Linked DNA regions of Homo sapiens: regions 1 and 2 are each linked to region 3. A link is a loop called in an ENCODE intact Hi-C map of the cell type or tissue named here. Cell type or tissue: IMR-90. All regions are shown on one strand. Region 1 overlaps VLDLR-AS1 (VLDLR antisense RNA 1). Region 2 overlaps KCNV2 (potassium voltage-gated channel modifier subfamily V member 2). Region 3 overlaps SMARCA2 (SWI/SNF related BAF chromatin remodeling complex subunit ATPase 2).

Region 1 (4,000 bases), 400 kb before region 3:
CCAGCCATATTGGAGGTCCATTGTATGTTATTTGTTTCTCTTCTCTTGCTGCTTTTAGGATCCTTTCTTTGTCCTTGACCTTTGGAAGTTTGATTATTAAATGACTTAAGGTAATCTTTTTTGGGTTAAATCTGCTTAGTGTTCTATAACCTTCCTGTACTTGAATATTGATATCTTTCTCTAGTTTTGGGAAGTTTTTTGTTATTATCTCTGAATGAACTTTTTACCCATATCTCACTCTCTACCTCCCTTTTAAGGCCAGTAACTCTTAGATTTGCCCTTTTGATGCTACTTTCTAGATTTTGTAGGCCTGCTTCATTGTTTTTTTATTCTTTTTTCTTTTGTCTCCTCTGTATTTTCAAATAGTCTGTCTTCAAGCTCACTAATTCTTTCTTCTGCTTGGTAATTTCTGCTACCAAGAGACTCTCATGCATTCTTCAGTATATCAATTGCATTTTTCAGCTTCAGAATGTCTGATTCTTTTTAATTATTTCAGTCTCTGTTAAATTTATCCGATAGCATACTGAAATCCTTGTCTGTGATCCTCAACACAGCTATTTTGAATTATCTGTCTGAAAGGTCACATATTTGGCTCTCCAGGATTGGTCCCTGGTGTCTTATTTAGTTCATTTGGTGAGATCATGTTTTCCTGGATGGTCTTGATGTTTATAGATGTTTGCTGGTGTCTGGGCATTGGAGAGTTAGGTATTTATTGTAGTCTTTGCAGTCTTGGCTTTTTTTATACCCATCCTTCTGGAGAAGGCTTTTCAGATATTCAAAGGGACTTGGGTATTGTTATCTATGTTTTTGGCCACCGCAGCCATGTCTGCATTGGGGGTGCACCACGCGTCCAGTAACGCTGTGGCTCTTGCAGCCTTGTAGAGGTACTGCCGTGGTGGTCTTCGATAGGATCCAGAAGAATTCTCTGGATTACCAGGCAGAGACTCTTACTCTCTTCTCTTACTTTCTCCCAAACAGAGTCTTTCTCTCTTTCTGTGCAGAGCTGCCTGGAGCTGGGGGAGGGGTGACACAATCATCCTTATGACGACCACTAGGACTGTACTGAGGCAGACCTGAAGCCAGCACAGCACTAGTCTCACCCAAGGCTCACTATAACCACTACATGGCTACTGCCTATGTTCACTCAAGACCTTAGGGCTCTACGATCAGCAGGTGGCAAAGCCAGCCAGGCTTTTGTTCTTCCCTTCAGGGTGATGAGTTCCCCTTGGTCCTAGGTAGGTCCAGAGGTGCCATTTGGGAGCAGGGCCTGGAATCAGAAACCTTAGGAATCTAGCTGGTGCTCTGTTCTACTGCAGCTAAGCTGTCACCCAAGCAACAAGAAAAAGTCCTTCCCACTTTTATCTACCCTTTCCACAAACAGAGGAGTCTGTCCCCATGGCCACCACTGCTCCAGACACATGGGAAGCACTGCCTGGCTACTGTCAATGTTTACTCAAGGCTCAGGAGCCCTTCAGTTGGCTTGTGGTGAATGCTGCCACTCCTGGGACTCTTCCTTCAGGGAAGGGGGCTTCCCTTTGGCCCAGAGCAGGTCAGAAATTCTGTCTAAGAGCCAAGGCCAAGGATGTCCCTTAGCCTCAGGGACCCTAAGATCCTGCTTGGTACCTTCTGTGGCCAAGCTGGTACCTAGGCTGCAAGACAAAGTCCCCTTTACTCTTTCTTCTGCTTTTCTCTATCAGAAGGAGGCTCTCCTTGTAGCCACCACAACTGGTCCATCTTAGAGTTAAACACTAGACCCATGGCAGGTACTGCCTGGCTACTGCTGCTGATTATTCAGGGCCCATGGGCTCTGTAGTCAGCAGGTGATGAATCCAATCAGGATTGTGTCCCTCCCCTCAACGCAACAGATTCCCTTCTGGCCCAGGATATGTCTAGAAATGTCATCTTAGAGCTAGGGCCTGGAATGGGTGCCTCAGGACTCTGGGCAGTGCCCTATTCTATTGTGGCTGAGCTGGTATCCAAGCTGTAAGACAAAGTCTTCTTTATTCTTCCCTCTCCTCCCCACAAACAGAAGGAAAGAGTCTCTTTCAGAGGCTGCAAGCTGCACTGTGCAGGGTTGAGGGAGAGATAGCACAGACACTTTCTTGGCTGCCCCAGATGGTATTGCACTTAGTCACATGCTTCCCAAGTCCACTGGCTCTGAGCCCAGCACAGCATTAGGATTTGCCTAGGAGTTGCTGTTCTTGTGGCCTAGACTGCATTTCACTGTTATTTAGGACCCCAGAACACTTTAGCCTGCGATGGTGAGGCTTGCTGGAACTTGAGTTTTGACCATTGAGATGGACAATTTTTTTCTAGCTAGGGGTGGTCTAAACGTTCCCTCTGTGGACGTCAGCTGAGTTCTTCCCAGTGTTGCTTCCCACTGTAACAGGGCAGCACTGAATTCCAATGTAAATTCCCTAAATTACTGTGCTCTCCCTCCTCCAACACACATATTCTCTTTTTGTGCTACACGGCTGCTGCCAGGGGGTGTGGGAGGGGTGGCATTGGCAGTTCAAGACTGTCTTTCCTATCCTCTTCAGTGCCTCTTTCAATGATATGAAGTTCAAGCCAGGTACTGTGATTGCTCACCTGATTTTGTTCTTATGAAGGTGCTTTTTTTGTGGAGATTGTTGTTAAATTTTGTGTTCCTTTAGAGGTCAATTGGTGGAGCCTTCTATTTGTAGATCTTGCTCTACCTCTCTAGACAATTTTTTAGTTAGGTTGTTTATTTTCTTATGGTTGAGTTTTAAGAGTTTTTTGTATATTTCAGATAATAGTTCTTTATCACATTTGTCTTTTCAAATATTTTCTCCCAGTCTGTGTCTTGCCATTTCATTTTCTTGACAATGTCCTTCATAGAGCAGCAAGTTATAGTTTTAATGAAGTCTAGCTTATTAATTATTTCCTTCACAGTTCACGCCTTTGGTGTTGTATCTAAAAACTCATCTAAAAAACCAATGTTGTCTAGATTTTCTCCTATGTTATCTTCTAAAGATTTTATAGTTTTACATTTAAGTTTATAACCTATTCACGTTAATTTTTCTGATGGGAGTAAGGTCTGTTTCTAGTTTTGTTTTGTATTGTTTTGTTTTGCATGTGGATGTCCAGTTGTTATAGCACAACTTATTGAAAGACTATCTTTTCTTCCTTGTAATAGCCTTTCTTCCTTTGTGGTCTATCTTCGTGAATTTTCCATGTGAGATTGGCGGGAGTGTACATTCTGCTGTACTGGATAAAGTATTCCATAGATGCCCATTATTTCCATTTAATTGATGGTATCGTTGAGTTCAGCTATACCCTTACTGATTTTCTGCCTGCTAGATCTGTTCATTCCTGATACAAGAGTGTTGAAGTCTTTAACTACAATAGTGGATGAATCTATTTCTCCTTACAGCTCTATCAGTTTTTGCCGCACATATTTTGACACTCTGTTGTTAGGTACATACATATAAGGATTATTATGTTTTTTTGGTGAATTTACTCCTTTATCATTATGTAATACATTTTTTATCCCTAATAATTTTCTTTGCTCTAAAGTCTGCTCTGTCTGAAATTGATATAGTGAATCTCACTTTCTTTTGATTAGTGTAAGCATGTTATATCTTTCTTCATCCATTTACTTTTAATTTACATGCATCTTTATATTTAAAGTGAGTTTTTTCCAAGATGAAATATTTGAAATACCAGATAAAGAAATCAAAAGGTTGATTGTTAAGTTACTCAAGAAAATGCAAGAGAAAGGTAAAAACCAACATAAAGAAATTTAAAAAACAATTCAGGATGTGAATGAAAAAATTTTCTAAAGAGATAGATATTTTAAAGAAATACCAATCAAAATTTCTGGAAATGAAAGACACCTTTAAAGAATTACAAAATGCAGTGGAAAGTGTTAACAGCAGACTAGACCAAGTAGAAGAGAGAATTTCAGAGCTTGAAGACAAGGCTTTTGAATTAAACCAATCAGACAAAAATAAACAAAAAAAAGAAATGAACAAAGTTT
Region 2 (4,000 bases), 570 kb before region 3:
AGCTTGTATAATTTCTGCTGTAACCCTCCCTCCCTCTGGAAAGTTAAGAATTTTAGAAAAATTTAAAGTAAAAAAAATTTTCTCAAGTCAACTCAAGTCCAAAAATATTTATTGAGCTAGATGCCACGAGAAGCTACAAGAAAAATCTAAGCTGTTGCTCCCCTCAGGTTTTCAATATCAACGTCATTGAGAAGGTCAGATGTTTCACACAACACAGAGCAACTATGAGACATTCTGAGTTTGGGCCAAAATGAGTATTTCTAGAGGCAGTACTTTGTGAACGAAATGGCCTTTGTGTATGTCTGCTTCACATTTCCTTTTGCTGCCAATCATAATGATTAAAAAAAGAGCAATGAAGCCTTGAAGTTCATGGAATCTACCAGCCACATGTCCTATAAAATACTAATTCTCTTGTCTTGGGGTGAGCTGTGGGTTGCTTCCAAGCAAACACTCAGCTATCTTCTTTCTGGCTCTCTGCATGAAGTTCACCTCTCCCCTCTCCCTGCGTATGGTGGTATACTCATAAGCCTTCAGCTTGCTGTAGTAATCAGAAAACTTGTTGTAGAGGATGGAAATGGGCATCCCGTTGAGAATGATCCCAAAAGCAATGCAGAGGAAGGCAAAAAACCTGCCCAGGTGGGTCTCTGGGTACATGTCTCCGTAGCCCACGGTGGAGATGCTCACCTGTAGAGGAAGGAAAGCAGGATGGAATTGTTAGCACTAAGATCGGGGAGGAGAAGAAAGGGAGAGGAGCAAGCAGGGAAGCGTCCTCCCTGTGGGTACACATGGGAAGTGTAATGGCTTCCCACGGAGCCTGCTTTAGGAGGTACCAGGAAGACTCCCTCTAGGACCTGTGTCATGAAAAGAACAGAAGCTATGGATGGAGCTGAAAGACTTTGGCTGAAATCCTGACTACGACTCATGCATGTTTGAATGTAAGATATGGGAGGAGGAGGTAATACCTACTTGAAATGGTTGCTGTAAAGAGCATTTAAAATAGTATGTTAAGTACCTGATGTAGAACGTGCTCAGTAAATGATCTTTGCCTCCCTAACTCAGCTGGCACCAGATTCAGGAAAGCAGGTCCCTGGGTTTGCCTGTACACTGTATGTATTGGAAAAATCTTGGGCTTAGAACAGTCAGACCTGGGTTCAAGTCCTGACTCTGAACCTTTCCAGTTGAGTGACCTGGGGCAAAACCTTCAGACTCTCTCTCTCTCTTTTTCTTTTTTTCTTTTTTTTTTTTTTTATTTAAAACAGGAGAAAACCATCTAACTCTTAGGATTCTTGTGAAGGCTAAATAAGAAAATGAATATAAAGCACTGAACACAGTACCAGGCATACAAAAGGCATGAAACTCCTCCATTGTCTTCCTCTCATCTTTAAAATGAAGACAGTTATAACACTTTTCAAAGTTGTTACGTAGTTCAAATGAGAGACTTTATGTGAAGGTGCTTTAATTGCAGATGTCTGGAGAAACACTCTCATTATTTTGTAAAGGGACTTTTGTAAGACATCACTCACCAAAAATATGTTCACCCCTGCATGAAATACTTCCCATTACTCTTGTCATACTGATTTAAATCCCACTAATTGGAGACTTATTTAGGTTAACAAGCTTCTGTTTTAAAATGCAGATACCATGGGACTAGTTATCAGTTACCAGAGAAAACCCTGTGAAAATTCCTTGGGGACTGTTTTTTATGCCTCATGTACTCCCTCTGATCCCCAGAGTATTGGCTAAATTACTAGAAGCCTTTTAAGCAGAGCTGTTGGTCACAGTTGTAAACATTTTTGCGTTGCACTACTCCAGGGGGGCACTCTTTGCTTTGTGTATTTGGGTAGTTGTTGCCATAATTTTCCAGCAGACGGCAGTAAAGCATATGGTCATCTTGTTGATCCGTGCTGAGGTGGCCGTTAGCTTAGCAGTGTAAATATTTTTGTTTTGATGATGTAAGGGTTAGTTTGAACCTGGAATAGTGCAGTTGACTGATTAGAATGAAATGGAGAAGTGAGCCAGCTGCACAAAACTGAGGGCACTGATGAGAACCACAGCTCCATCCAGCCCACGAAAAAAGGAAGGGTATGCCTCCTTTTTGAGGCTGATGATGCACCTCCTGTCACTCACTGCCCTGTCTCTTGTGAGAGGTCATGCAGCCTTTTTCTGCAGAGTCAAAATACAAGCAGGCATCCAAGAGAGGTAATGTGGTGTAGATAAGCTGAAGGAAACGGACTACAGTAGACTTGTGGGTCTGAATCCACTTCCCAGCTGAATAAGTTGGGCAGATCACCTAAATTCTCTTGGCCTCAGTTTCTACTTTTGAAATGTGTGGTATCTACCTCACAGAGTTGTTATAGGAATTGAAGGAGTGCCTGGCACAGGGTGTGTAAGCAATAATATTATTATATATATATCATGTATGCAATCCCAGGGTCCCCCATGCTGAAGCTGGCCTCCACTGAGAAGAGGCAAAGACCAACATTTATTGAGTGCATTCTACACCAGCAACTCTATATACGTTATGCTTATCAGACCCTCAGGCTGTGGAAACAAGCTCCTCCCTGACTCTGCCCTCTGGCTCCAGTAGAGAATATCCTTCTCCCAACTTCTGGACCAAGGGGTGATGTGAGGCAGTGATAAAGTGAGATTGTGGGTTAATCTCAAAGTCCTCTTGGTTGCATGAGTGGGTGTGTCTTTTTTTTATTTAAGTTCTAGGGTACATGTGCACAACGTGCAGGTTAGTTACATATGTATACATGTGCCATGTTGGTGTGCTGCACCCAGTAACTTGTCATTTAACGTTAGGTATATCTCCAAATGCTACCCCTCCCCCCTCCCCCACCCCACAACAGGCCCTGGTGTGTGATGTTCCCCTTCCTGTGTCCGGGTGTGTGTTTCTTGTCATTGACCACACCAAAAGTCAAAGAACCCCAGGCTGATCTCTCTCCAGTTGTGTGAGCTGAACAATAGCTTTCATTTGTCACTAACACCATGACTCACACCTCTGGATGAAAGTTTAGTCAACCTTCCCTGGAGGAGGCCTAAAGGGAGTTTGGATTTAGGAGTGAGTGACAGGAAGGGGTAGTTTAGAACAGCGGTCCCCAACCTCTTTGGCACCAGGGACCGGTTTTGTGGACGACCATTTTTCCCATGGACGGGGTTGGGGGAGGGGATGGTTTCGGGATGAAACTGCTCCATCTCAGGTTGTCAGGTATTAGTTAGATTCTCATAAGGAGCAAGCAACCTAGATCCCTCCCATGCGCAGTTAACAATAGGGTTCCCACTCCTATGAGAATCTAACGCTGTGGTTGATCTGACAGGAGGCAGAACTTAGGCGGTAATGATTGATGGCCCTCCACTCATCTCCTGCTGTGTGGCCGGGTTCCTAACAGGCCACAGACAAGTACCACTCCACAGCCCGGGATTGGGGACCCCTGGTTTAGAACATGAGACATCCACGGAAGTCCAATGCAGAGGCCTTGGAGGAAACAAGTCACTTAAGGGTTCAGGATGGCGGGGATGGGAGAGAGTAGGAAGACACTGAGGAAGAAAATAATTAAGATAAACTGCTTATTTTCAACTTTTGATCATTCTGCACACTGGCTTTGCTTCACCCTTAAGCCAAACTTCTTTTTTTTTTGGCTGAACTTTGAGTGAAAAGTCAAAAGCAAAGAGAATTGGCTTAAAGAAGAATAAATATCTGATGTGTATAATATGATCCAAATATTTTTGTATATCTTCAATCTCTATTTTTAGAGAACAGATCTCTTCTGCTAGGAGGCTATGTGTGACTGGTCCCCAATAATTTGTTGAAAATGTACAGTTAATTTATATGTTGTCTATTTCGTGAATAATTTGACTCAACAAGTGATCTGTTTCTTGTTCCTTGGCTCCAGGAGGAACTCAGGATTCCTTGGCTTTGGGGAACTTTTTTTCCACATTCCATAGGCCAAGCCATTTCTCCCTAGATGGGAATTAAAAGCTGAAGGCCCCAGACTGA
Region 3 (4,000 bases):
CGATCCTACAGTGTTCAGATAACCACTATGAAGGAGGCGAGATCTGATGAGTTATGAGGAAAAAGGAAAAGGAAAAAAAAAAAAAAAGCTTCACATTATTGCATTAATATTCATTTGCCTAAAAGCAGGACACCCACTATACAGCTAAACACACTGCAGCTAAGCGAAGATTAAGAAAAGGAAATTGTCCCGCATATCTTGGAGGCTGAACATGCTAATAATAAATACAGCATGCAAGGCTGTCAACAGTTAATGGTATTGCTCTCCTCAAGCACCCAGTTGCACACAGAAATACGGAGAACACCGGCTTTTGATGTGTTACACACCTACACATGCCTGGGATGTAGTTCTACTGAATCTTCAAGACGGCAACGAAAAAGGATATTTACCTTACCACTATCAGCAGGCCGGCTATCAGAAATCACAGTTAGTGGGGATAAAATTAACAAGCCAGCAAAGCAGCGAGCTGCTAGTCTCTTCATCAGCTGATCAGGAAAAAAAAGAGAGCTGGGGAAAGGCTGTGTTTTCATATACAAGTAATTTTATTTTACTGAAAATTTAATACTGAAAGGATTGTGGATACTCAAATCTGCTGTTTCATGCTACCTACTACAAGGCCCGAAGGCTTCCTCCTTCAGCCTGTTTTAATATTGACAACTACTTATCATATTTTTTTCCCCTTATTATTCCAGGCAGCAGAATTAGAGATTTTAGCTCAGATGGTTTCTGAGTCTTGCTCGCATTTTAACAATTAAGCCAGTAAGAAAACAAATTAATATTCAAATTTATTTTAAAAAATTAAAACAAGGTATGCTTTTTTGGTATTTTGTACCTTATTTTTTAAAAAATAGCAGCATGGTTTGGAGCAGTCTAAATGATTTTTAAAACAGAAGACAATTTTTTAAGAAAATTAAATGCATGTAAATAAAAGCAATGTACATGTTCTAAGATTCAAATATTTTAACATAATATGTTATTCTGCTCTTTAAAGAAAATTCAGAACAACTGTAACACTTCACTTTCAGTTTCATGCTGTAAAATTTTTCATTGTTTTTCTTCTCACTGAGATAAATGAAGTTGGGGGGAGTTGTAAAAAGGATATTTCTACTCTCACCCCGCCTTAATTTTGAAAAGAGGGAAAAAGCATAAGCTTGTGATATTTGGACTTTTAAATCTCTAAATCTGTGAGTAGCTAAGAAGCGAAAACAAATTAAATTGCAAACAGAACAACTGAAACAATTTTTATTACAACTGCTAATACGTGCAGATTCTTATTAAATTTAGGTTTTGGAATTACAAGGAAACACACAAAGTACTGACCATTATTCCCCTCAAACTAAGGTTTTATGCAGGAATGCAGAGAGCTACAAAACATCTTCCCTCCTCCCCAAAGACCCCAAACACATCCATATGCAGTGCTTTATGTTCTGTGATTTCTAAGGGTCTTTTTCTAATGGAAATCAATTCACTAAACACTTCCCAATGCTTTTCGCACATAAAGAGTAGAGTAAGATTACTCCTGCATGTAAGTAAAATTATTCATGGAGATTTTAAACTGTTCTTTTATTTTAAAAAATTATTTACTAAACTGGCTCAACTGACTCAAACTCAGCGCTGGGGGCTGGGGGGTCACACACAAAAAAAACCCCAAAACTTGCTACACAATGCTAAAGTACTACCCCCAAAAAGAATTCCCTTCCAAACCTTTTACCAGCACAATAATGAAATAAATCACAGAAGCAAACCCCCAGTTTCCGACTGGTGACGTGTTGCGCAAGAGTGCGAGCCCTAATTCAACATACAGACGGCTCCCATGCTCAACTGCCTCTAGATTTAATGAAGTGAATAGGAAGGAAGTCGGGGAAAAAAAGTGTACAAATAAGAAATTAACACTTTCCTTCCCTACCGAGACGGTGAAACACAACTACAGCGAAGTTTAGTGAGGCACCTCTTTTCTTAAAGGCACACTGCACCCGTTTGGCTCCGGATGTCACGAAAAAAAACCCATATGGTGGTAAAAATCCCCAGTCAAGTTAAAACAGTTAAGCATATTTCAGCCTGCGTTTTTCCTGAATGAAGCTGGGAATTACTCCTTCCTCCACTGGATGGCAACCTTTTTTTTTTTTTTTTTTTTTTTTGGCCCTCTTTCTCTCTTTTCTTTCTTTCAATTTTGCTTAAAAGAAAATGTTTTTCATGACTCAGGGTGTGCAAGAACGAGATGCAAACTAGCTCCCTCTTCAATTAGTTCTTATGAAAGCGGCGTGCACGTTCTGACAGCAAAATGCAGGAGACAGTCATGCAGGATTAGCTGTTCTAGAGGAAACGCTTTGCAGCTAGCAAAGCACATGGCAGACCCGGGAAGCAGCCACACGTGGGTCCAGTCGTGGCCCTCTCATCCTGACACACACCAACCACATCTTTACTGCGTGACGGCAGGTCCAGAAAGTCAGCCTCAGGCGCCTTCTTCTCAACCCGGTGGTGTAAAGAATTGCTGTTATGCGTGGTTCACAGTATCACAAAGCAGAGGGGATCCATGATTATGAATAGGTAAACAGGGACACGCAAACAAAAAGCCCCAAGCCAACTCCTGCGCATCGTTTCCACCTCCGCCTCTCCAAGTCCACCAAGCCATGTGGCACAGTCCTTACAGTGGAACAAACCATCTTAACACTGAAAGGAGCAATTCTAAAGATATCCAGACAAGGCATGGAAATTTCTTCCATGTGCAACGGGAAAAGTCAGTACTCAAACACTAACTCTGCTATTTCAGTATCATATTTCTGTCCACTGACACTTTCTCTTTCTCCCTCTGGGGATCCTCCTCCCTTAGGAACTCTAGTTGGATTCCAGAAGAGGACCCTGGGATGCTGCTGGGCATGGGGGTGGGGTTATAGAGCCCAGGGCTAAGCGTTAAAGAATGCAGGTTAAGACCACTACATTATACTGGTGCTTTCTGGGGACAGCTCACACATCACCAAACTTGATTCCAAAATTCAGACAGGCTAAACCTCCCTCGTGCCCTGCTGAGATCCTGGAAGCCAATAATACAGTAATGATCCCCCAAACAAGAAAAGCAATGGCAACAAAATAGTGGAATTTTACATTTACATTTTCATATATGAGAGATTTTCTTACAATATAAATATTAAACAACAACAAAGTTGAACATAGAGCTCGTCCTCAAAGATGCTACGTTATTTTAATCGGTTTAATGCATACTGTAGCACTTTTGGATGCAGAATTTCAGACTCAGGGCTTTGGACAGTAAGTTTTTGATTATTACTGTCTCCACAAGCAACCTGTTAGAAAAACTGACATAAAATCAAATTCCCTAAAGTGAAATAATCTAGACGCAAAAAAGCAAATACTGTATGATTTCAGAGATGAGAAAAGAGAACAGTGGTTACCAGCGGCTGAGGGAAGACGGCCGGGGAGTTAGTGCTTAATGAGGTCAGAATTTCAGTTTGAGATAACGGAAAAGTTCTGAAGATGGGATGTTGGTGATGGTTGCACAACAATGTAAATGTACTTCATGTTACTGAAATGTACACTTGAAATGGCTACAATGGGCCAGGTACGGTGGCTCATGCCTGTAATCCCAGCACTTTGGGAGGCCAAAGCAGGTCAATCACCTGAGGTAGGGAGTTTGAGACCAGCCTAACCAACATGGAGAAGCCCCATCTCTACTAAAAATACAAAATTAGCCGGGCATGGTGGCGCATGCCCTGTAATCCCACCTACTCAGGAGTCTGAGGCAGGAGAATTGCTTGAACCTCGGGAGGCTGAGGTTGCAATTAGCCAAGATTGTGCCATTGCACTCCAGCCTGGGTAACAAGAGCAAAACTCTGCCTCAAAAAAAAAAAAAAAAAAAAAAAAAAAAAAAAGTCTAAAATGGTAAACTTTATGGTATTTTCCCATAAGAAAAAAAAGTCCCTGAAAAGAAACCAAATTATCTAAATTAAGGAACAACTTAACCCCAATTAAACCCCAACAACTGCAG

The links. Hi-C counts contacts between places; a loop is a spot of excess contacts. Peaks named below come from ENCODE experiments on the same cell type or tissue, not always from the same donor. Only the 100,000 strongest peaks of a DNase experiment are listed, where the experiment ranks them.
Region 1: it touches region 3 in a loop (2.5-fold over the local background); 3 of 110 quality-filtered maps call a loop at or near these places.
Region 2: it touches region 3 in a loop (9-fold over the local background); 2 of 110 quality-filtered maps call a loop at or near these places.

Annotation. Positions count from the first base shown.
Region 1 is chr9:2,557,807-2,561,806 of GRCh38, reverse strand. The region is part of intron 1 of VLDLR-AS1 (VLDLR antisense RNA 1); the gene reads left to right. Among named protein-coding and RNA genes, the nearest start is that of VLDLR, 62 kb to the left of the region's middle. In IMR-90, no CTCF peak of the experiment used is centred here; a DNase peak (open chromatin) is centred at 2,136; H3K27ac peaks cover 1,511 bases.
Region 2 is chr9:2,726,130-2,730,129 of GRCh38, reverse strand. It overlaps KCNV2 (potassium voltage-gated channel modifier subfamily V member 2), which reads right to left. Exons shown (of 2, transcript NM_133497.4): 2 at 93-684. The coding sequence ends at 403. Among named protein-coding and RNA genes, the nearest start is that of KCNV2, 11 kb to the right of the region's middle. RefSeq lists a silencer at 2,467-2,761. In IMR-90, a CTCF peak has its summit at 1,860 (motif pointing right); DNase peaks (open chromatin) are centred at 899 and 1,879.
Region 3 is chr9:2,156,299-2,160,298 of GRCh38, reverse strand. The region is part of intron 27 of SMARCA2 (SWI/SNF related BAF chromatin remodeling complex subunit ATPase 2); the gene reads right to left. Among named protein-coding and RNA genes, the nearest start is that of SMARCA2, 140 kb to the right of the region's middle. In IMR-90, a CTCF peak has its summit at 2,061 (motif pointing right); DNase peaks (open chromatin) are centred at 1,938 and 2,358; H3K4me3 peaks cover 2,523 bases; H3K27ac peaks cover 2,513 bases.